Linked DNA regions of Homo sapiens: regions 1 and 3 are each linked to region 2. A link is a loop called in an ENCODE intact Hi-C map of the cell type or tissue named here. Cell type or tissue: PC-9. All regions are shown on one strand. Each heading gives the region's core, and the rest is flanking DNA. Links, peaks and the distances in the headings are about the cores only.

What was found. Hi-C counts contacts between places; a loop is a spot of excess contacts. Peaks named below come from ENCODE experiments on the same cell type or tissue, not always from the same donor. Only the 100,000 strongest peaks of a DNase experiment are listed, where the experiment ranks them.
Region 1: a loop joins it to region 2, with 9 times the contacts of the local background. A loop is called at or near these places in 57 of 110 quality-filtered maps.
Region 3: it touches region 2 in a loop (14-fold over the local background); 98 of 110 quality-filtered maps call a loop at or near these places.

What each region holds. Positions count from the first base shown.
Region 1 is chr10:88,397,909-88,406,267 of GRCh38, reverse strand. All of the region lies in intron 4 of RNLS (renalase, FAD dependent amine oxidase), which reads left to right. Among named protein-coding and RNA genes, the nearest start is that of RNLS, 180 kb to the left of the region's middle. In PC-9, for the core only: a CTCF peak has its summit at 4,102; no DNase peak of the experiment used is centred there.
Region 2 is chr10:88,548,425-88,556,783 of GRCh38, reverse strand. The region is part of intron 4 of RNLS (renalase, FAD dependent amine oxidase); the gene reads left to right. Among named protein-coding and RNA genes, the nearest start is that of RNLS, 31 kb to the left of the region's middle. In PC-9, for the core only: a CTCF peak has its summit at 3,426; a DNase peak (open chromatin) is centred at 3,523; H3K27ac peaks cover 365 bases.
Region 3 is chr10:87,846,230-87,854,588 of GRCh38, reverse strand. No RefSeq gene overlaps it. Among named protein-coding and RNA genes, the nearest start is that of KLLN, 13 kb to the left of the region's middle. In PC-9, for the core only: a CTCF peak has its summit at 3,627 (motif pointing left); a DNase peak (open chromatin) is centred at 3,658.

The DNA of each region.
Region 1 (8,359 bases), core at 154-8,153, 150 kb after region 2:
CTAGACATCCAAATACAAGAAGCACAAAGAACATCCAGGAAATTAATCGCAAAAATATCTTTGCCTAGGCACATTGTCATTAGGTTATCCAAAGTTAAGACAAAGGAAAGAATTTTAAGAGCTATGAGACAGAAGCACCAAGTAACCTTTACAGGAAAACCTATCAGATTAACAGCAGATTTCTCAGCAAAAACCCTACAAGCTAGAAGGGATTGGGGCCCTATCTTCAGCCTCCTCAAACAAAACAATTATCAGCCAAGAATTTTGTATCCAGCGAAACTAAGCATCATATATGAAGGAAAGATGAGGTATTTTTCAGACAAGCAAATGCTGAGATAATTTGCCATTAACAAGCCACCACTACAAGAACTGCTAAAAGGAGCTCTAAATCTTAAAACAAATCCTGGAAATACATCAAAACAGAACCTCTTTAAAGTATAAATCACTCAGGACCTATAAATCAAAAATACAAGTTAAAAAGCAAGAACAAAAAATAAAAATAAACCCAAAGCACACAGCCAATAAAGAGCATGATGAATGCAATGGTACCTCACATTTCAATACTAACATTGAATGTAAATGGCCTAAATGCTCCACTTAAAAGATACAGAACTGCAGAATGGATAAGAACTCACCAAACAACCATCTGCACCCTTCAGGAGACTCACCTAACACATAAGGACTCAAAAAAATTTAAGTAAAGGGTTGGAAAAAGACATTTCATGCGAAAGGACACCAAAAGCAAGCAGGGGTAGCTATTCTTATATCAGACAAAATAAACTTTAAAGCAACAGCAGTTAAAAGAGACAAAGATGGACATTATATAATGGTAAAAGGCCTTGTCCAACAGGAAAATATCACAGTCCTAAACATATATGCACCTAACACTGGAGCTCCCAAATTTATAAAACAATTGCTGATAGACCTAAGAAACGATGTTGATAATTATGATAGTTCAGGGGAGTAGGAAATTGAAATAATCAGAGAAGGAAATGAGGTCTGATCTACATCTGCCCGAATTGTATCTGCCAGAATTGTATCTGCACCAAACCAATTAGTTTTACCCACATCTATGAGATTTGAATGTAAATCACTAGATATGCAACATTTGGTTATCCTCACAACTTCAAGAAGGCTACACTAAAATCATCTCAAGGCAGTATTCGGCCCTGTGCTTAAAGATCCCCAGAGAAGGAACATTTCCAACTGCCAGGTACCAGGAAGTTTTTCCTAAGCCTAACTATAATTCTCTCTTCTGTAATATAAGCCCAGATACTACCCAGCTGACTAAAACAGCTGCTTATCTTCATCTGGAGAATATTTATTTGCCAATTTGAAGAATTGTTTTTGTAGTTTCCCTCCACTTCAGCATTCCCTGGGCCAAGTGATCTTAGTTGCCTTAGCTTTGCCTATTTTGTGACCTTTTTGACAGGTTCATGCCTGCCATTCCCAAGTACACTGTATTTCACTTAATACCTAAGAATAAACGAGGTAGAATTTGGGAAGTGCTGAGTCAAGTGTCTGGGTAACCTCCTGGTTTCTCTTTGCTGCAGTTCTTTATTCATCTTGTGTTACCAAGCTTCATTTTTCCACAGTAGCATTATTTTGCTACTTCCTCATAAGTTTAGGATCCATTCTTATATTTAGAGCTTTCCCGTCAAACTTAAGCCATGTTTTCCTCATCTTCTAACTTAAAATTATGTCTCCTGGATACATTACTATTCTATTGTCACTTGGCCTATGACTTAGGGGTTTAGACCTCATTTTAAACTTCTACCTATTTGACGTTAGGAAAATCCCATAGTACTTTTTCAGCAGAATAAAATGTCTGGGGGAAAGAAAAACACCTTAGAGGTGGTAATATCTGAATTGTAGAGAAGTTTACAGAACTCTTTCATTATCCAGATGATGAAACAGGCTTAGAATGATTAAACAATTTGTCCCAGGTCACAAAGATTCTTGGGAACAGAGGCAGGATTGAAACCAAGATCAATTGATTCTCAGTTGCATGCACTTTCTACAATACACTGAAGCCTTTCAACCATACCTCATGTATAATAACAAAGTTAACAAGCTAGGATTGCCGATGAGAATGATATGAAAATTAGAAGTTTAAAGGAATTTAACAGAAAACTGCTTTTGTTGTAAATTCCACAATCTTATCAGTAAATAGTATGGATTATAGAACTAGACTTCCATTTTTTTTGTCCTTTTTTGTTTTCTGTAGGCAAGGCCTTGCTCTGTTGCCGAGGCTGGAGTTCATTGGTGTGATCATAGCTCACTGTAACCTTGAACTCCTTGGCGTAAGTGATTTTACTGCCTCAGCCTTCCAAATAACTGGGTCTTATAGCCATGCACCACCACACACAACTAATTTTTTTTTTATGTTTTATTTTGTAGAGACAGGGTCTCCCTATATTGCCCAGGATGGTCTCAAACTCCTGAGCTCAAGTGATCCTCCTGCATCGGCCTTGCAAAGCACCTGGATTACAGGTGAAGCCCCCAGGCACAGCCCATCCTGTATTAAACTAGACAAATTTATGTATTTTAGTTAGCCAGGAAAAAAAAAAGCTACAAGAATCCTTTAATTAATTAAAATGGGTCCTTCCCACTAAATTGTCTTTTATTTTAAAGCTTATTATATAAATCTTCAAGTGTGTGCAAATATAGAAATTACAGAATATTGAATCTAGATTCAGCAATTGTCAACATATAGTCAACCTTGTTTTATCTATAATCCCAATGTGACCCAAAATTATTTGATGGAAATTTCAGGCATCATATTATTTCATCTGTAAATATTTCAGTGTATATTTCTCCAAGATAAAGGTACTTGTTTTAAACCATAACAAAAGTTATCACAGGCACAAATATTAACAATAATTTCTATTTACCATGTACACCATCACAAAATTAATATCATCAAATAGCCAGCCAATGTTCATATTTCTTTGATCTTCATATGTGCACATGTATATATAAGTTTGTATGTTTGATCAAGATCAAAATAAGGTTTTGTAATAGAAATGCAATTGCAATATAAGTAATTAACTGATATGTCTCTTAAATCTCTTTTATTCTACAGGTTTTTTTTCTCATTTTTCCCCTTGTAATCTTTTGTTGAAGAAACCAGGGATTATTTTTGCCCTGTATGGTTTCTGTGGTCTGCATTTGGCTGAAAACGTCCCCATGATGTCACTTAACATTCATCTGAGTCTTGTATTTCCTATAAATTGATGGTTATGTCCAGAGGCTTGATCAGATTCACTGGGGGCCGTGAGAGACTACTTTATAGTATTGTATTATTCTATCAGGAGATAAGCTGTTATTAACTATTGCTGAGGTCTGTTAATTCATTAGGAATTGCAAAAAATATATTTTACTTTATTCGCTAGAATGTTTCTAAAGAACATTCCACTTGTTAACTAATTGCCCACTTGTCAGTACTTTTGTCAATATCTCATTCGTAACTGCTTGTCTATAGCTTGTACTTTTAGAGATTACTCAGTAACGGTGCAGGAACTCAGGAACATTCTATAAGATAGAATTTTCTAGAACATTCTATAAAATAGAATGTCATCTTTTTACTTAAATATCATTTGGGCTAGATATAAAGTCTCTGGCTTACACTACATTGTCTTCTGCATAAAATGTTGCTGTCAAAAAGTTTGATAATAATCTGAGTTTCTTTTCATTATAAATGACTTGGTCTTTTTGCCTGGAAACCCCAACGATTTATTAGTATTATAAAAAAGAAACTTTTAGCTGTAAAACTATTAAAGTCTCCTAGTTTTGTTAGAGTATGTCTCAGCAATGGCTGTTATTGGTTTTTTTTTCCAGAGACATGATACACTCTTTCAATGTGTAATATCGATCATATTTCTTTTAAAAAACAAGTTTAGTATTTGTTCTGTTTCATTGCTCTGATTTTCTTCTTCTGGAACTCCCATATGTGTCTCTCTGGCATACTTTCATCATCTGTAGAGAAGTTATTCTGCCCTTTCTATTTTGTCTTATAATGCCTTTGTATGGACAGTTTTATTCTGCTGCTCAGTTGGTTTCAGTGAGTAAGTGTTTCTGTACTGTGAGAAGGGAGGTGCGGGCAAGAATAAATTTTTTTGATTCAGAACTCTAGAGCTCCCTCTTTTGAAAGGCATGATAAAAAAATCCTCATTCTTTGAAATGTGCTTTCCCTGCTCCTACCCCATTTTTAACTAGACCCTCTCTTTTCTGTATCTTATTGCTCCAGTCCTATTCAATTTGGATTCTCTTCCCAGGAGTTTCTCCATAGTGTGGAATAGGATCCTGTCTTGTTAGGGGGCTTTGGTTAAATGCTTTTAAGAATTTGTCTGGCCCAGATTGATCTAGCACCATAAGACCTTAATGAGTCACAGACACTGTGCACTACCCATAGTTGGATTAGGCAAAACACCCTCCCAATTCAGCAGCCATGTATGATTTATGCACATACATTCTGTCACCTCATTTTGCTTTAGATGTTGTCTGCGGGCCTTTGATTTTGCTATCTTAGTTGTTCTATTTTTGTAGAATGTAAGTACATCTATACTGTATCTGCCCAGAATTTTGCCCCACATTATCTTTTAAAAATAAGCAAATCAACAACAAAAAGATGATATAAGACATCATTTTGTGTGGTATTTCCAAGTCCTTAGCCATAAAACTTTTAACCTACAGTAGAACTGCAAGAGAATTGCTCATGATAATTCTAACACTTGGGCAATGCAAAATCTTGAACCATCAGAAAAAGAAAGTCTCTGACTAACTTTTAATTTACTAAAAAACTCATTTTCAATAAATAATTAGAACACTCTATTCTGGTGTTTAGTATTTTGACATTCTGAGGCTGTGAATGCTAAGAGTAACTGAGTTCTGTTCAACTAGTCCAATGTTTTCTAGGACCGAATTTCAACATATATGTTATAAAGACCTGTCTCAATATTTATTATGGTTAATTTACTAAGAATATGTTTACTGTATTTAGAAAGAATTTATAACTTCTGGTTTATGGAAAGCATGTTGATTTTTCTTTTTTGTCACATTGATTTTTCAATTGATTTTTCTCAGAATAATCAGAAGTGCATTTCTCTGAAGTGTGTCTTTCCTAAAGGTGAAATTTACCTTACAAATCAATGGCAACCATAAGGTTATGGTAAAAGGGGTGAGTAGGGGGGAAATTGGGAGAACTCCTGGAATTCAACATCCAATACAATTTGAATTATTGTTTTCTGAAGGAAAATTAAAATGTTCATTAAAGGACAGAAGAACTGAATATTATTTAAAAATTATAATATCTAGGAAATAATATTCAATAAATTATATTGAATAGTACATTAAGGAATTTGAGTTACATATCTGTATTTGTAAAAAGTTAAGGTATTCTTCTAAACAAATCTAGGTCACATAGGGGCATTGAAAACTCTCAAAATTGAGAAACAAGGACCCTCCCATAAGCAGCAAAAGTCCTAAATAAGTAGAATTTAATAAATGCCTGTTCCTGATGCTTGGGTACTTAAAATGGCACATCAATAATAAACTCTTAAGTCATTCATTCAAGATACATGTATTTTATATGTCAAGCCCCGTTCTTAACACATAAGGAAGTTAATATGATGTTATCCCTGCATTTGACAAATATGGTCTAGTAGATTAACCAGGAATGTAAACAGATTCATAAAATGTCATATGATATGTTTCAAAATGGAAGCAGCACACAGTAAAGAGGATAGAGATATCACTTCCTAGTACTCACAGAGAGGTGATTAATAAGGTCCCGAAAGATTGGAAGTGTGACAAAGAGGAAAGAGTATATTCAGTGGAGTGAACAGTATATACAAGGGCATGGATGTATGACAAAAGATTGCATTATGTTCAATGTGACTAGACCAGAGAATCTGAGGAGGAAATAAATGAAGCTACAAAGGGAGATCAAAGGAAAATAGGGATTCCTGTATGTCATGCTAAAGAGACTCTATCTTGTAGATTGGTAATTTTCAATCCTATGAAACCCCACAGGTTAATAATGGGCCACTCAAATATATTAAATTCTATTCTCTGGAACTTGTAAATGTTACCTTATAAGGAAGGAAAGGTCTTTATAGATGTGATTAAGTTAAAGATCTTTAGATGGAGAGCTTAACCTGGATCATCCAGGTGGGCCCTGTATCCAGTCACAAGTGTCCCTATAAGAGAGTGGCAAAGAAAGATTTGACAGAAACACTGAGGAGGCAATGTGACCACAGAGTAAGAGATTCGAGTGAAATAGCCACAAGGCAAGGAATGCTGACAGCCACCGGAAGCTGGAAGAGTCAAGGAACAACTTCTCCCTTAGATCCTTCTGGGACAGTGAACCCTACCAACAACTTGGTTTTTACCCAATGAAACTGCTGACTTATAGACTCCAGAACTCTAAGAAAATAAATTTCTGTTGTTTTAAGCCACCAAGTAGCAACCACAGGGAGCTAATACCAACCCATTGTCCTTTTTTAAAAATTGGGATATAATTCACATACCATAAAAATCACCCTTATGTATTCACAGAGATGTGTAACAAGCACCTCTGTATAATTCTAGAATATTTTCATCACGTCAAAAAGAAACTCCATGCCCATTGGTAGTTACTCTCCATTCCCACCTCTGGCAACCATTAATCTACTTCCTGTTTCTATGCATTTGCCTATTCTGGATGTTTTGTATAATACAGTTGTGGACTTGTGTGTCTGCTTTTTTTCACTTAGAATAATATTTTCAAGGATCATCCATGTTATAGCATGAATGAGTACTTCATTGCTTCTTCTGACTGCATAATATTCCATTGTATGGATATACCGTAATTGTTTATCCATTCATCAATTAATGCACATTTGGGTTGCTTCAACTTTTTGGCTATTATAAATATTATTGCTATAAAAATTTTACGAACATTCATGTACAAGTTTCTGTCTGAACATTTCTTTTTAGTTGTCTTCGGTATACACCTAGGAGTGAAATCACTAAGTTATATGGTAACTCTATGTATAATTTTTTGAGGAATTGTTTTCCAAAGGAGTTGTACCATTTATATTCCCAGTGGCAATGTATGAGGGTTCCAATGACACTATATTCCTGCCAGTACTTGTTATTGTCTCTTTGATTTTAGCCATCCTAGGAGGTATGAAATGATATGCCATTGTGGTTTTGATTTCCATTTCCCTAATGACTAATGATGTTAAGCATCTTTTCATGTGCTTTTTGGCCATTTGTTTATAATCTTTGGAAAAAACATCTATTCAGATTTTTTGTCCACTGTTTAATTGGGTTATTTATGTTTTTATTATTGAATTATAAGAGTTCTTTGTGTATTTTAGATAGAAGTTCCCTATTGGATATATGATATGCAAATATTTTACTATTCAATGTGTTGACTTTTTAACTTCTTGTTTCTAGTCTCTGAAGCACAAAGTTTTTAATTTTGATGAAGTCCAATTTATCTTTTTGCCCCCCTTTGGTTGTTTGTTCTGTTGATACCTAACAAACCATTGCCTAAGCCAAGGTCCTGAAAATTTATGCCTGTTTTCTTCTAAGAGTCTTATAGTTTTTGCTCTTACATTCATATCTTTGCTCTATTCTGGGTTGATTTTTGTAGACCGTGTAAAGTAGATATCCACCTTGTATTAACCATGTCTTTTATTTTCTATATTCTGATGTTTTAGTGTCTTGGGCCCTGATGATGCTGGAGGAACTGACCCTTTTAGAGTTAGTCAATTCTTAGATATAGTAAACCACCAGCCCATGAGGATTTCTTTCAAATGCTAATCACCCAATCCAGAGCTTTTAACCTCAACCATCTTCTTTAACCAGCTCTCACACTCTGGGCCACTATCCACCTACCTTAATTGCCTAAGGCCAGGTACCATACAACTAGGGACTTCCCCTATGCTCCAAAGCCCACTAAAATTATTCAAAGTAGCCAATCCTACATCTGCTTACCCTGACTCACTTATTCCTTTCACAAAAATTACAGTTAAGGCTCTTGTTCACAATTTTCCCTTTTCCTCTGCCTCTTGTTGATCCTGGATCTCCCATGTGTGGCCTTCCGTGGTGTGGTGTGCCTCTTCTTTTGGGATCTATGAGTATAACAAACTGTCTTTGCAATGGCAGTCATCTTCTGATCTGTTGGCCTTGCCATGCCCAAATAATCTTAAAAACATGTACGAAAACATGGCTTCATTCTTTTTTATGTAGATATCCAGTTGCCCCAGAACCATTTGTCAAAAAGACCATTATTTCCCCCACTGAGTGGTCTTGGTCCCCAGTCAAAATCAATTTACTATAGATATATGGGTTTATTTCTGGACTCTCA
Region 2 (8,359 bases), core at 68-8,067:
AAGGTGATTTTTAAACAGTAGACACCTGAAGGTAGTGAAAGTGTAAACCAAGAGAATCTCTGGAGGGATATCCAAATAGAAGTTCCTTGGAACAAGTAGGAAGGCCCCAAGCAGTGAGAAGTTTTATAAGGCAGCCAGTGTGGCTGTCATGCAGTGTATATGAAAGGGACAGTGGCAGAAGATGAGAGCAGAGAGGAAGCAGGAGGCTCAATTAAATAGGGCTTTGTGAACTGTGATAGAGACATTGGATTTTACTCTCCATCAGATGGGAAGCCATTTCAGGAAAGACCTTATGTGACTTAGATTTAGGGATTATGAATTTACCTTGCTGTTGTTTTGGAAGTTAGACTGTAAGAGGGCTGAGATGACCAGATGAACTGATGTTGTCAATGCAGAGACCAGAAATGATGGTGGCATGGACTACAGCAATACTGGTGGTACATTGAGCAGTAGGTGCAATCCAGATGTACAAGGATCCCTCATTTTTGCATCAATTCTAAAGGGTTCAGGTTGCTACAGACACTTGATTTCAAAAGTATGGCTGCCAGGATTTGCTGATGTATAGATATGGACTGTGACAGTGGTTTCCAGAGTGAAATCACTGTTTTGGGATTGAATAATTGCAAAAACAGAGTTGTCTTCTACCAAAGGGAGAAAACTGAGGGAGAAGTAGGTTTGTGAGGCAGGTAGTGAACTGGGAATCAAGAAGAGAAATTTGGTCTTGGATTGGGTTTGAGTTGCTTAATAGAGATTCAAGTGGGAATACTTATGCAGTTGAATATAGAAGGTTTCAGGAGCAATGTCTGAGCTGGAGAGATATATTTGAAAATCATCAGTAGAGAAATAGTATTTAAAGCCATGGAACTGGATGAGGTCCAAGATTGAACCCAGAGAAACTGCAATGTTTGGAAACTAGAAGATTAAGAGGAACCCCAAGAAAGACTGAGAGGGAGATGCCAGTGAGTGAGGGGGAAAACCAAACATGTATGTTGTCCCATAGGCCAAGAAAGTGTTTGAAGAAGGAGGAAGTCATCAGCTGTACCAAATACTGACTATAGTTTCATCTAAGAGTTGCCCATTGGATTTCGCAATGTGGAGGGTGTGTCAGTCCATTTCACGTTGCTGTAAAGAAATACTTGAAGCTGGAAGAGATATATTTTGGCTAACAGTTCTGCGGGCTATACAAGCATGGCACCAGCAGCTGCTCAGCTTCTGGTGAGGCTTCAGGAAGCTTTTAGTCATGGTGAAGCGTGAAGGGGGAACTGGAGCATCACATGAGGAGAGAGGGAACAAGAGAGAGATGCCAGGTTCTTTTAAACAACCAGCTGTCATGTGAGCTCATTACATAGGGAAGGCACCAAGGCACTCATGAGAGATCCGCCCCCATGACCAAACACCTCCCACTAGGCCCACCTTCAACACCGAGGATCACATTTCAACATGACATTTGGAGGAGACAAACACTGAAATCATGTCAGAGGATAAAGGTGACATTGACAATAGCAGTTTGTATGGTATGCTGGGAATGAAAGCCAGATTGGAGAAGGCTCAAGAAACAAATGGGAAGGGAGGACACCGAGACAGTGTGTTTAGACCAGTGTTTCTCACTTTTTCATGATCACCTCCTTAAAGAGCTTTCTTAGACATTTTTTTCTAATCCTCCCCTCTCCATGAAATTCCAGTATCACAGGTATACTTTTGTTATGTATTGTATATATATATCTATGCCTTACATATACAAAGAGCAAGTAATTTTTGCCTGAAAGAATTAATTTTTGACCTTCTGGAGTGATATCACTCCTATTGAGAATGGCACGGAATAGACAATTTTTTAGATGAGCTTTTCTGTGAAGCAGGGCAAATAATTAGGCTGTTAGAAGATGAGGTTGGATCAAGTTTTTATTGTATTGTATTGTATTTTTAAGATAGGATACATTATAATATGTTTAGGTGCTGATGGAAACAATCTAGTAGAAAGGGGAAAATTGATTATGTAGGAGCAAGATTGAACAGTTACAGAAGTCATGGTCTTGAATAAGAGACAGAGGATGGGCCTCAGATGGGAACCAGACAGTTCTCCCAAAATAATACACAAAGGAGGGCAGAGCACATCAACACAGATAGATGATACTTTTGGAGGTGAGGGCCTGTGGAAGTCCTCTTCTGCTTGATTTGTTTTCCCAGAGAAACAAGAAGCAAGATCATCAGCTGAGATTGAAGAGGGGCTGAAGACGTTGAAGATTTGTAGAGAGAGGGGAAGTGTTCTGTGGTCATGTAGTGGGGGTGAATTGAGTAGAATATAGTAGGATAGCTAGGCAGCACTAAGACTCAATTCAAATTAGTGATCATAAGTTTAAACTGCAATCAGTCAATATTTTTCCCCTCCACGACTTGATCTTCTCTAAGCACATTACATACTTTAAATATTTGAGTGAATGAATAAATGAATCAAAAAGTTAGTTAATGCTATTTACGCTGCATACATGTAAGATTTTTTCCATTTACTATTTATATGTTTTCAATTGGAATGTTTTATACAACAAATGTTAAAATTAAGGACTTCAAATAAGAACATAGAATAACATGCCCAAGTTCAGCTTTTTTTTTTTGGATCAAACTAATTAAAATCAACAATGATTTCAACAATGATTCAGTGCCTTTTTTCTTTTGGTTGGTGATGTTGCTCATTGTGGGCGAAGTATGTAAAACTGACAACTAATTTTGAATCTTTCCATATATATTTTTATAAAAAAAGGAAACTAAAAGTAAATGGTAGTTTCTTTCAGGATGTGGTGTTCATTCTTTAGAAATTGTGAACTCTGCTTAAAACATTTATGTATCCATTTATTTTTTCAATAAATATTTTCTTAGGATCTCTTCTCTTACCAGTCACAGAAAAGACAAAACTGAATAAAGCATGATTTCTACCTTGAAGTATATTATAGGCATCTGGATGTTTTTCTAGTTTTTAGACGAGGTGGGTATATGTTTCTTTAGCGTACATAGAGGTAGACTTGAACTAATATATTTAAAGAACCAGGCTTCTATGTGGTACAATGTAGAATTAGCATTAATAAAGACGGAATGTTACGAAATTCATAAAAGAAAAAATTCAAACACATTAGTAAATTTAGTGCATTATATATAAAATCTTAATGGTAGGGTCTCTGCTCCTTTACTAGGAAGCAGTGTGCTCATGGAGACTGTGCTTTGTCATGACTACAATTGTGTACTATATAAAATCTTAATGAGAGATTACCATTAGATTCTTAAGATTGTTATACTTCTCTTTTTCAAGACCATTTGGTGGTTTTGAGAAGTTAAGAGCTTTATAAGCCTGACAGTACTTGTGATTCAACCTTCTATTGAGGCCAAGTGGGGACCTGGAACTCTCAGACTGCAGGACACACAGATGAACAGCATGTGGCAGTGTTTAAATGTTCTTCTGAAAGCCAATGCCACAGGCTTAAGACAATTTAGGGCAGTTCTCTGTGATGATTGCAAATGCATCCCAGGATTATATTTTTCTTTTATATTGCTATGTGTCATGCTTTGTTTGCCAAACAGAAAGAAAATGAATAGGCAGTTTTCTGGTGCAATTCTTAGTAAACAAATTGTCAAAATGAACTCCATCCATTGCTTAAGAAATACATAAACACAATTTAGTCACTGGATGTGTCTGTATGTAGGTTGTTCCTATGGAGAATTTTAGTTTGACCCATGTTTTTGTTTGTCTTTTTGAAAATTCTGATAGACTAAGGTTCTCTTTGTTTTCATAATAGTCCCTATTCCCCCTAAAATAGTAAGCTATCAAATTACCGAGGTTTTATTTGTATAAATGTAGTTGCACATATCTAACTTAATAAATTGTGAATTGATTTTTATCATGACTTTAAGTCATAGGTATTATTTGAATGAAAGAAAACTAAGCTGTTGGGTTATTTTTACAACGTTCATAGAGAATTTTCTTTCATGTAGATTTTTTCCATATAGCATATACAATAGAATACATTTTAAGCTATTCCCTATATATGTGTGTGTATATGTGTGTCTGTGTGTATAGTGTGTATGTATCCTCATCATAGTCCTTCACATTTTAAGATGATAGCACTCAGTGATTGAAATCTTTATATAATAATATAATTGAGGAAAAATCTGTGAACACAATTGTCATTATCAGACAATAGATTTATAAAATATTTTAATCAGTAACTGTTGTCCTTAAGCATGAATATCCTTACTACTCTTCTACCTTTTACATTTGCTGTTATCGCAAACACTTTGCTTAGAGCAAATGTGATTCCTTATTGCCCAAATGCTTATTGCATTCCAATTTATTATAATACACATACATCTGTTCAGCACTCACTGTGTTCCTGGAATTGTCCCAGAGTCTGGGCTTCCATCCTTTAATGAGACCTAGCCTAGTTCTTAAGGAGCTCACAGTGGGAAGACATGTCTGTTGCACTTATCTTCTAGTTGCTTCTGAGCTTCCCTGCTTTGTTTACAGGTTGGCTTTAGGGCAGCCTCTGCTCATTTCTTCTGCCTTTCTTACCAGTTCTGGCTCTGCTGCTTGTTAGCTGTGTGACCTTGGGGACAGTTACTTGATCTCTCTGAGTCTCTGATTCCTCTTCTGTGTAATGAAGTGATAAGTCCTACCTCATGAGGGCATTTGGGAAGATTAATAAATAAGATAATGTGTTAAAGCATCTAGTAAATTGCTGGCATATGCTAAGTGGTCAATGAAAGAAACTGCTGCTGCCATTTGACTTGTGTTCGTTATGTGCCTGGCACTCAATTGCTAAGAAACAAACTTTAGTTCGTTTTCATTCCCTTGCTGCTGCACTTTCTTCAAACACATCGTCAGATGGGAATTTAGAACTAGAGTAAATAACAATAGCTCCAACTTATGAGTACCCATTATGTGCTAGATATTTTACTGGTTGGTAACAATTCTTAAAACAACCCAGCGTTGTTATTATCCCCACCATATAGAGCAAGATGGGAGAGATAAAAGTGACCTTCTAACCCTGCAAAACTACCCACCAGAAGAGCCAAAATACTGACTACAAAGCTTGTGTTCTTCTTCTTTTTTTTTTTGCAACCAGTCATTTTCTCCAGTCTCTTCCAATTCTAAAATATTTTAAAGATTTTTTGAAAAATTCATGTGTATTATGATCACAAGCACTAGATGTTTTCATTTGAGCACAAACTCCAAAGTAGGAGCAGTAGAAGTTTTCACTTGAGCACCAATTCAAATCCATATGCCCAATGATGTCATTAACAAGTTAAAAATACAGAAATACGCATTTTCATAAATAAGTGTGACTATTAGTCCATGGACAGGCCGAAGTTCCCTAAATAGTTCTCAGATCTTGCCATCCACATTAGTTGATTTTTCTGTATCAGCTGAAAGCAGAATTCTTTTTAAAGGGGGAAGCAGTGGTTTCTTTCTTTAGACTTTTGAAAATATTAAAAAATTTTAGATAAAATTGACCATTTTGATTTTTAATAAGAGGTTTGTTTTGATATTTTAACTTTAGACATATGAGGCAAATTTTGAAAACCTATGCTGGCTTCAGTAAAGTAGTTTTTTGGCTTTTCTTCTATATCTTGGCCTGGGTGGCCTGGGGACATCAGGCACGAAGAAGAGACGGCGCAGTTAAGGAGGTGGACAGCTGATCCATGTGGTTCACTTGATGAGCCATGCCTTCTGGGTTTAATATAGCAAGAGTTCCTGATTTGAGAAAGGGGAATTTGCGGGTGTGTATTTTCTTTGGAAAAACTGAACAAACTATAAAATTGAATCAGAATAATTATAGTTCTATATAGAATCCTAAATATCAGCCTCTAAATGGTTACCTCGGGCAAATGCCAATCTATCTGGACTTCATCTTTCTCCTCTGTAAAATGAGACCATTGAACCCTAGATCTCTAAGATCCCTTCTCAATCTAAATCCAATCTAAAATGATTCTCTGAAGAGGCAGGCATATGTGTGTGTGTAATTGCTGTTTGAAGTGTGAATTAGTTAAACACAAATTCATAGGATGTAGATATCAGAAAATGTGTTTATAAAATGTTAATGTGGGTGAGTGAGAGAGAAATATTTTATTGTTGTTTATAAACACCTTAGTTAACACATTTACACCTTTGCTGAATACATTAGATTTTGGGGGAGGAAACAAAAAGGCTTATATTCAAACCAGGATCCAATTGGATTTTAAAAAATGGTTAGTTTATTTGTCTTTTTCAACCACTGAATTTGAGTTTCTTGAGTCTTTCTCTATCTCTACCACTTTGTACTTCCCCAAGTAAATATTTCTTAAATGAATGAATTATTAATTGAATGACAAAATCCCCGTTGTACTTGATTAAATATTGCAGACAAATAGGAGAAAATTAGATTCCCTCAATTTGTACTCTTCTGTGGCCTCAACTATTCCATCACCTAATATCTACATAAGTTACATTGAAGGAAAAAAAATCAGTTACCAAAGGAAAACAAATTCCTTTTATCCTGTCCCTTCACTGACCTTTCATTAAGAAAAGTAAACTATAATATCTTTAATGTCTAGCAGAATGATTCTTTGAAGTTTTATAAACATAAATAATCTTTATTTCTGGTAAGCAGTTTTATTTACACAATAAAACTACTGAATGAAATATAGTAGAAATTTGGATAGGACTTTTCTCCTGGTTTGTTTTAAAAAGGCATACATAAAGTAACAAGAAAACATAGCAACAACCCCCCAAAACTTTAGAGATTGTATGTGTATGTGTGAGTGTGGGTGTTGTCTTGGAAGAGGAATGGGATTTTAGTTATTTGTACATTCTGTGAAGCAAATCATGAGTTTAGTATTAAGTGGAGCAATACATTTCAACATTAGTTGTTTTAAATCTAATAATATTTTATACATGGAGAAGTTTTAAAAAACAGATTTCAATTTGTGAATATATAACAAATTAAACAACTTCTTTTTCTGGGCCTCAACCTCCTTAACTATAACTCAGAGGACTAGGATAAATGATGTTGCAGATTTCTTTTAGCACCAAGCATTTGCTGATAGTGTAAATTAACTGATCAGTCGGCTGTAATACTGGCTTTATAGTTTTACTCTAGTGTGGCATTCTTCTACTTTAAATTCATCTCCCTGACACTGCTTTTTTACCGTGTTCTATTCATCTCATCTAGAAAAGAATTTATTTATTTATTTTTAGAAACAGGGTCTTACTGTGTCACCCAAGCTAGAGTGTAGTAGCACAATCATAGCTCACTGGGGCCCTGAACCCCTGGGCTTAATTGATCCTCCTGCTTCAGCCTCCCGAGTAGCTGGGACTATAGGTGCATACCACCACGCCTGACAACTTGTTTTTTTTTTTTTTAATTTTTTGTAGGGACAGGGTTTTGCTGTGTTGCCCAGGCAGGTCTCAAACTCTTGGCCTCAAGTGATCCCCCTTCCTTGGCCTCCCAAAGTGCTAGAATTGCAGGCATGAGCCACCATAAAATATTTTTTTTTTAGTTTTACTTTTTGTAGTTTACTTTATGAAAGAATTAAAAATAGGAAGCAAATTGGACATTTTAAAAATAATATTTTTACATGTATTGGCAAAATTTTTGTATTTTGAAATGTGGAACCAAGTTTTAGGAGATGAGACAGTATAGCACTACAACTATATGACAAAAGCTGTAGCTTGTTCCTGTGACCCAATAGTCCTTGAGGCATTCAAAGGGATTTTTCACATTGAATACCATCTGTTACTTTCTATCCATTCAGTCCTGCCAGTATCACTCCACCAAATGTGAAATAAGAGACATTACCTAAGCTGTTATGCTATAAATCCATGTGTATCAGCCCACTCTCCTTATTAATGCCTCTGTGTCAGCATATCTAAATTCATGTTGATACTGTTATAATGTGACAGTTTTGTATGTATGCTTTATTTTTATTTTTTGCAAGATACAGATTTATTCAGAATTATAGAATTATGGAAAACTATAATATACTCTATTATACATAGGGCTACATATATGTACACACAAATATATGGCCATATATATTTAATATATATGTATTAAATATAATATATATTATATATAAATGTATATATGTATTAAATATTATATATATATATATGTATATTTTGAGACAGAGTCTCGCTTCGTCACCCAGGCTGGAGTGCAGTGTTGTGATCTAGGTTCACTGCAACCTCCGCCTCTCGGGTTCAAGCAATTCTTGTGTCTCAGCCTCCCTAGTGGCTGAGATTACAGGCGCCCACCACCATGCCTGGCTAATTTTTGTATTTTTAGTAGAGATAGGGTTTTGCTTTATTGGCCAGCGGGTCTTGAACTCCTGACCT
Region 3 (8,359 bases), core at 154-8,153, 700 kb after region 2:
GTGGACCTGTAGAGGTGACTACTGTGGGACAACACTTAAGATTCTTAGAAGACCTTTTGTCTAGATGAGAGGCAATATCTTAAATATTTTAGAGGTCTTAGCACCAAGTCTCGATAAGATCTTTAACTTGAGGCCAATTCTACAGGCAGGCCCTTGAGGCCATTTCTTACTTTGAGAGTCTTTCTGGCATAAAGAGACTCTGCTTAAAAATGGGATAGTTCCTTTTTTAACACATCTCTGTCTCTTGTGTTATCATCATACATCACTTGTGTATCTTCGTACATCCCTAAAAGAAGCCAATTGTCACTCTGAACATTCAGCCTGAATGTTGCCAAATCCACAAGTTTATTAGGTACACTTTCTGTCTTCTATGTTTTACCATACATCTGACCACAAGGGTTGTCAAACATCTTGCCACTACTAACACCATTTCTCCAACCTTCAATAGCAATTTTCTCACTGCTCTTCCAGCTCTGTTAGAAGTCTTTTCCCCAGACTAAGGAGACATATCAACTAAGAGCAAGTAAGGGAACCTGGATTAAATCTTGGAACAGAAAAAGAACATCACTACAAAAACAAGTGAATTTCATATAAGGTTCGTACCTTGTGCTAATTTCCTGGTTTTGATAATCGTTCTGTGGCTATTAATAAGTTATTGGCCAGGAACAGTGGCTCATGCCTGTAATTCTGACACTTTAGGAGGCTGAAGTGGGAGGATGGCTTGAACCCAGGAGTTCGAGACCAACCTGGGCAACATAGTGAGACCCCGTCTCTTGAAAGCAGGGAATTTTTTTTTTTTTTTTTTTTGAGGCAGAATCTCACTCTGTCAGCCAGGTTGGAGTGCAGTGGTGCAATCTCGGCTCACGGCAACCTTCACCTCCTGGTTCAAGCGATTCTCTTACCTTGGCCTCCCAAGTAGCTGGGATTATGGGCGCATGCCACCACGCACAGCTAATTTTTGTATTTTTAGTAGAGATGGGGTTTTGCCATGTTGGCCAGGCTGGTCTTGAACTCCTAGCCTCACGCAATCCGCCCACCTCGGCCTCCCAAAGTGCTGGGATTATAGGCGTGAGCCACTGTGCCTGGCCAAGACCCCCATCTCTTTAAAAAAAAAAAAAGTTATCAATACTAGGGCTGCTGGATAACAAGTATACGTAAACTCCACACCAGGCCAGGCATGGTGGCTCACTCCTGTCATCTTAGCACTTTGGGAGGCCAGGTGGGTAGATTGCTTGAGCTCAGGAGGTTGAGACCAGCCTGGGCAAAATGGAAAAACCATGTCTCTACAAAAAATACAAAAATTAGCTGGGCATGGTGGTGTGTGCCTATAGTCCCAGCTACTTGGGAGGCTGAGGTGGGAAGATCACCTGAGCCCCAGGAGGTCAAAGTTGCAGTGAGCAGTGATCGCACCACTATACTCCAGCCTGGTGACAGTGAAACCCTGTGTCAAAAAAAAAAAAAAAAAAAAAAATCCATACCATTTTTGCAACTTTTTTCTAAGTCTAGAATTTTTTCCAGGCCACACACGATGGCCCACACTTGTAATCCCAGCACTTTGGGAGGCCAAGGCAGGCGGATCACTTGAGGTCAGGGGTTTGAGACCAGACTGGCCAATATGGTGAAACCCCATCTCTAATAAAAATACAAAAATTAGCTGGGAGTGGTGGCGCATGCTTGTAATCCTAGCTATTTGGGAGGGTGGAGCAGGAGAATCGCTTGAACTCGGGAGGTAGAGGTTGCAGTGAGCCGAAATCGCACCACTGCACTCTAGCCTGGGCAACAGAGCGAGACTCTGCCTCAAAAAAAAAATTCTTTTAAAATAAAATATTTAAAAACCAAATTAGCTAGGCATGGTGGCTCATACCTATAATCCCAGCATTTTGGGAGGCTGAGAGGGAAGAATTGCCTGAGGCCAGGACAACATAGCAAGACCCCAGTCTCTACAAAAAAATAATAATTAGCTGGGCATGGTGGCATGTGCCTGTAGTTCTAGCTACTGGGGAAGCTGAAAAAAGATTCAAGGGAGGGGAAACAGACTCCATCTCCTTTTGGTGGGAAGGGTGGCATGCGTGTAGAGGCATGGAGGAATTGTTGGTGGCCATCTTCCACAATGACCCTAGTCCTATCCCCTATAAATAACCCCCCAAAACAGACCATTTTACGTAGTCCTTCTCTCAGGTCAGTTCTGCCTAGAATATCTGTCATTTAAGAATCCTATCAGCTGACAATTTGATTAGCAACTGAATGTTTTCAGTTGTTTTCTATTTTGCTCCTTAATCTTCTAGTTTGTTAATGTGCTTACTCATCTATTTTACAGCATGATTCTACTCTAGGACTAATGTATTTCCCAAAAGATTCATTAAAATTCAATGAAATAAAACAAAAGTGATAATACATATATATATACATGTGTTTGCATAAATACATACAAATTATCTGGAAGAATAAGAGATGAGATAACACATTCTCTCTGAGGGCAGGATAGAGAGGGAAGGCTTCCAAGGGAGATAAATTTCTCTTTTTATTTATTGTTTTTTATATGGTTCAAAGGTTCTTTACAATGATTATTATATTTATAAGGTAGAAAGGTGATTTCATCCATTAGAATTAAAACTAAAAATATATGTCTATTATCAAGAGAATATTAAATAACCAGGAAAGAAGCTCGATTCTAATTGTATTTTAAAATAAATGAGCACCCTAAAGAATTTCCAGAATTTAAGCGTAAGGGTCTGTTTGGTGTTTGCTGGACAATAGAAATACATGGGAATATCTGCCATAAATGGTACATAGTAGAGATGTGTGGTAGACAGGCTGTATCTTATCCTGAATACCCTCTCTTCCCCAGATCAATGGTCTTGACCAGATCTATTTTTTACTCTTTGTACTATTTAATAACTTTTGCTGCTCAAAGAAAATGTCCTCGAAAAATAATCATATGACAGCACAGTACCCCCATCTTCTTCCATTCAAGAGAGTGGCAGACTGCTTTATCATCCAGTGCATAAGAGCTAGAAAAAAACTTCATAGACCCGCTAGTTTACCAATCTCATTTTACAAATGAAGAAACTGAGGCGCAAAGGGTTTACATGCCCCAGATTACACAGCAACTCAGTGAGGGATCCTCAGTTGGAGCCCGGAGAATTCCCTGATATACCCTATCAGTGAATAAAGATGGTAAGAAAGTCTAGCTTGTATAGAAACCTAAATGAGTTAGTTAGAAATTTGACTAGAGATGGTTTTTAATGACATTTTCAAGGCTTGGAAAGGAGTGAACAAAGAAAACAAGGAGATTGCTTAAATAGAGATGATAAATAGGGTTTGGGATGGAGAAAAACAAGGATAAGTGAATGAATGATTCCCGATGTTCACTCTCTAACCTTAAGTGCCTTGAAATTAGCCCATGACGCTAAATACCTTAAGGATCAAACATTAAAACATGAATAGCCACATGTTGCAAATTTGTTTCTCCTCCTTAGTTCCTAAGATTACTGGGAGAGTGTCTTTCAGACAAGAATATAAAGGAGGCAGCCGTTACATGTGGACCGCAGACAGAAAAGGGACTGTGAGGCCCGTGCTCTTTTGAAAGGAAGGAAACACCAAACCCACATGGAGCAAGGAGAACGCTGCCACCTGCTGAAGAGTTGGAGTCAATGAAAATGCTGCCATGCAGTTACAGTCAGCACCTTCATCATGGCTCAAAACCAGTTAGAAAACCTCTTTGCAGTCTGAGGCAGGTCAGTGCTGAGAGAAAGCTTAATTCTAGATTTCATCAGGCCAATGTGTGCTGGAGAAAGGTTAGTTTGTCTCTGGTAAGAGGTGGTAGAGGTCTGCATATCTGCTTCTCTTTCTTGCACAAATATTTATGCTTATTAGCTTTGAATTTTTTCCCAAAAGCTAAATCTCAAAATACTAACATATTCTTGGATGAGTCTAGATAAAAATGATATCAGAAAAGGCAATACAAGGAACTTTATTCAAGTAATGCATGCACTAAGTTAAAAATTCTCCAGGGCTCACCACTATCCTTCCCCAGATAAGTGGCTTCCCCCCGCCCCCACCAGCTTTCCATTTCTTCCTCTTCTATTCATGTACAAATATACACACACACACCAAGGACAACTGCAAGAGAGGGCTGGGAGAAAGTTGCCAATCCTTTGTATAAGGCCTCAGTCTTTCCCTTTTCGTCCATCGTTCCACTCTCCTTTCTCCTGCCCTCTCTTGCCATTCTTTCTTCCAATCCCTATTTTTCTCCTCTTGACCTCTATCTTTCAAGATTCCCCTTATTAATATACAAGAAACTGATATGGCTGAGAGATCCCCTGGGAAGGTGATATATACAGGACTGCCAAGTTACACAACTGCAAGGGCCACAAGTGATATCATATGTGATGCTGTTGTTTTGTACCTTTTGATTTTTCAACCACATAAATGTGTAGTAGCTTTAATTTATATTTAAATCTTTTTGAATCTGACCTTGGTCCCCAATGGTAGACCACTGTTTAATTTCATGGTTACACTAAATAATAAAATAAAGCAGTTCTAGGCCCTGCCCAGTTATAAGTCTCTTATTAAACAATGTTTTAAGATCAATAGAATAAGTTCAAAAAATACTCCTATTGTGATTTAGATTTTTCTCTCTTGTAGGAACTTCAGAAAGAATACCATAGAAAAACCTAATGTCAGAACTAGCTTAGGAGGGAAATTTTATCTTTTCTAAATATAATAGAACAGTTCCCTTTTGTAGATTTTTGTTACTTAATTGTACTAAATGTACTACTTTTTTTTTTTTTCTTTTTTGAGACGGAGTGCCCAGACTGGAGTGCAGTGGGGCAGTCTTGGCTCACTGTAACCTCTGCCTCCCGGGTTCAAGCGATTCTACTGCCTCAGCCTCCCAAGTAGCTGGGACTACAGGCACACACCACTATGCCAGGCTAATTTTTGTATTTATAGTAGAGACAGGGCTTCACCATATTGGCCAGGCTGGTCTTGAACTCTGAACCTCAAGTAATCCACCTGCTTCAGCTTCCCAAAGTGCTGGGACTACAGGTGTGAGCCACCTCACGTGGCTTAAATATTTACATTTATTAAAGAAGGTACAGGTTTGCATTGCAGGGAACCCTAAAGAAAAATGAAGTCTCTAAGTAAAGTCATGGTACTTGAAAATTAATCTGGGAATATTTCAAATCCTTAACATAAATTTTATGAAGTCAGGGAACTGGGAGAAAGCTAATGGATAGAAACAGACCATTTTCAGAGAAAAAAAAAATAACCTCATTTACATACATGGCTCTGAGCCATAAGTCATTTCTGAAATTTCTTTTCTGGACATGGCATCTTTGTCTTGGCTAGCTCCCAGGGTGCAGCCCCAGGCCATTGGCTGCTGCCACTCATAGGACCACTGTTTTCCTACCTCACCTGTTGAAACAAGTAAGAGGGAGGACTTAATTAAGGTGTGCTTTATTCTTGTGTTCTTGTAGACTTGTTCATTGTAAAATAGGATTTTCTGCATTTCAAATCTTGTTTATTTTACAATGTTGTGGCATTTGTCCTATTAACTGGTCAACTTTTCCTTATGACTTGAATTTGGCACATTAAATGTTCTCACTCTTTTCAAGTAGAATTAAACTGAGTCCTGCTTGAGAATGGCCATTACTCTGTTTTTGAAATGTACTGTCCTTTGCAACTACATCCAGAAATCTGCAAACCAGAAAATGTTTGCCCTTATTCTTTTTTGTCCTTTACCTTATTCAGGGCAAACATTTTCTGGTTTGCAGATTTCTGGATGTAGTTACCTTGGTGGTTTAGTGGGCTTGAGTTTGTTTCAGAAGCTGAGTCAAGGAATCCTGACCCCTAGTTCTCCCAAACTGCACAAATTATTTCTAATAACCTTCTCCAGTAGACATCTGTTTATTTTGCAATTAATAGAGAGTAAAGAAGGCCTTAAAGGCATTTGTGCTTTAGGGCACTCAATGTAAATGAATTACGATGCTGTCTTTGTATAACATCTTGGTTGATGGTAGACTAATGATGCCCTTTAAAGAAAGAAATGTGAGAATCATGAATAAAAATACTTCCAGAAGTTGTCAAAAGCCACATTATAGAAAGAAATTTGGTGTCTCATAGAACACTGATGGATTACTACTCATTGCTCACCAGTTATTTAAATAAGGCGACCAAGGGATTTTTCCCAAATATAGAAGATTGCTATGACTTACATATATGGACAGAGGGACTGTTCCTGAGTCCTTGAGAGGCACAGCAATGTCCTCAGTGATGTGACTTCAGTGAAACAGTTACACAGCTTAGGAGACTCCAACACAAGCAATTCCACTTTTGGGTATAAACATCAGAGTAGTGGTCTTCAAATAGGAGAAATAAGGTTCTTAGTTTCAAGAGAATCAATTCCATAACTTCCATATACACTTTCTCCTAAATCTGATGTGCCTCAGAACTAGTGTAGTCAAGTGGACCTAGTAGTTCCTTGTCCCCATTTCCCCTTTCACAGTGCCCTTTATCCCACTTTAAAAGAGAACAGAATACCCCTCTCCATCTGAATGCTGAAACGATGTACTGCCTGAAAGTGTAAAAACCTGCAAGGAGCTAAAGAGATCATCTGCAATAATGATATTGCTGCTAAGTAGCTGAATAATTTTACCAACAAACCCTTTTAAAAGTTAACCTGTTTAACATTAATTTTTTTTCTGGTAAATTGAAGGAGAACCTATTGAAACTATTCATTGAAAAATCATTACAAATAAGATCACTAAGTGATGTATGACATATAATTTGGGAAGCTTTCAAATAAATGAGTAACACTGCTAAAACACTTCCTTTCACTCACCATCTACTTATGTGAATAATATTACTCAATGTTTACAACATAAAAGCAAAAACTAGGGATAAATGATCTAATGCTGAACTTGTCTCCTTCTAGGAATATATAAAATTCATTTGTGATATATAAACCAATTTTTTAAGCCCAGTTGATTTTTTTATATTTAATAATTATCAAAATTTAAAAGTATTTATTTGATTATACAAAAATATTAATGATAATTTGGAATAATTTTTAACACTGAGGAGCATTATGGTCCAGAAAATTTAACACAATTTAAATTTTTATAAAATTTGTTGCATGGAAATATGATACAGTCATCATCAATAAAAGATATTCACACATAATATATATTACATCCAAATAAAAATCTGTATCAGAATTGGAAAAAAAATTCAAGTTCAAAGAGAAAAAAGAATGATGTAAAATTTCCCATTGTAAAAAATGCTTGTTCGTTTTTTTAATGTTTTGATGGGCAATGGCAACAAATTACTATGGTATTTATGAATATTGGATACACTTAAGAATTCTACTTTAAATGTTACATAGGCCAGGCATGGTGGCTCACGCCTGTACTCCCAACACTTTGGGAGGCCGAGGCGGGTGGATCACCTGAGGTCAGGAGTTCGAGACCAGCCTGGCCAACATGGTGAAAACCCGTCTCTACTAAAAATACAGGTGAAACCCTGTCTCTACTAAAAATACAAAAAAAAAAAAAATTAGCAGGGCGTGGTGGCGGGTGTTTGTAATCCTAGCTACTCGGGAGACTGAGGCAGGAGAGAATCGCATGAACCCGGGAGGTGGAGGTTGCAGTGAGCCAAGATTGCGCCATCGTACTCCAGCCTGGGCAACAAGAGCAAAAACTCTGTCTCCAAAAAAAAAAAAAAAAAAGTTACATAACTAGGAAATTACTTCCTTTCCACCTACTTAAACTTAGAATAAAAAAGTTCAATTCTAACTCTACCATGTGTATAGAGGAAAAGTTTTTCCAAATTGTTTGTGGGATAAGCTAACAAAAAAGTTTAAAGACCCCTACTCTAGCAAAACTTTCATATATTGAAAGCAGAAACATATAGGGAAATTCATGGAAATATTATTTAAAACAGCAAAAAATTAGAATCTAAATGTTCCATATAGATAAATCAAATGTGATATTTTCATATGATAAAACATTATACAGCAGGTTAAACAAATAAATTAGATCAACTTATCAACATGGAAATTTTGCAAGCTTTATCAGATACTAGTTAAATCTGATTCTCAGAATTACATTGGGCTCATCCTTCTTTCATTTCCCATTCCTCTCATGACAGAGAAACCCATCCAAAAAGTACAATAGGTGTGACATTGCCCAAACTTTGGCCCTGAAGCAGAGAACCCTGAGTGGGTATGTAACATCATCATATCGCAGTTCTAATCATGAAGGCTCCATAGTTATGTAAGGTATTTTAATGACTACACTTGCTGGGAGTGGAAGGGAGATTAAACAGCTCAAATAACCAATTAGGAGGAAAAGGATTC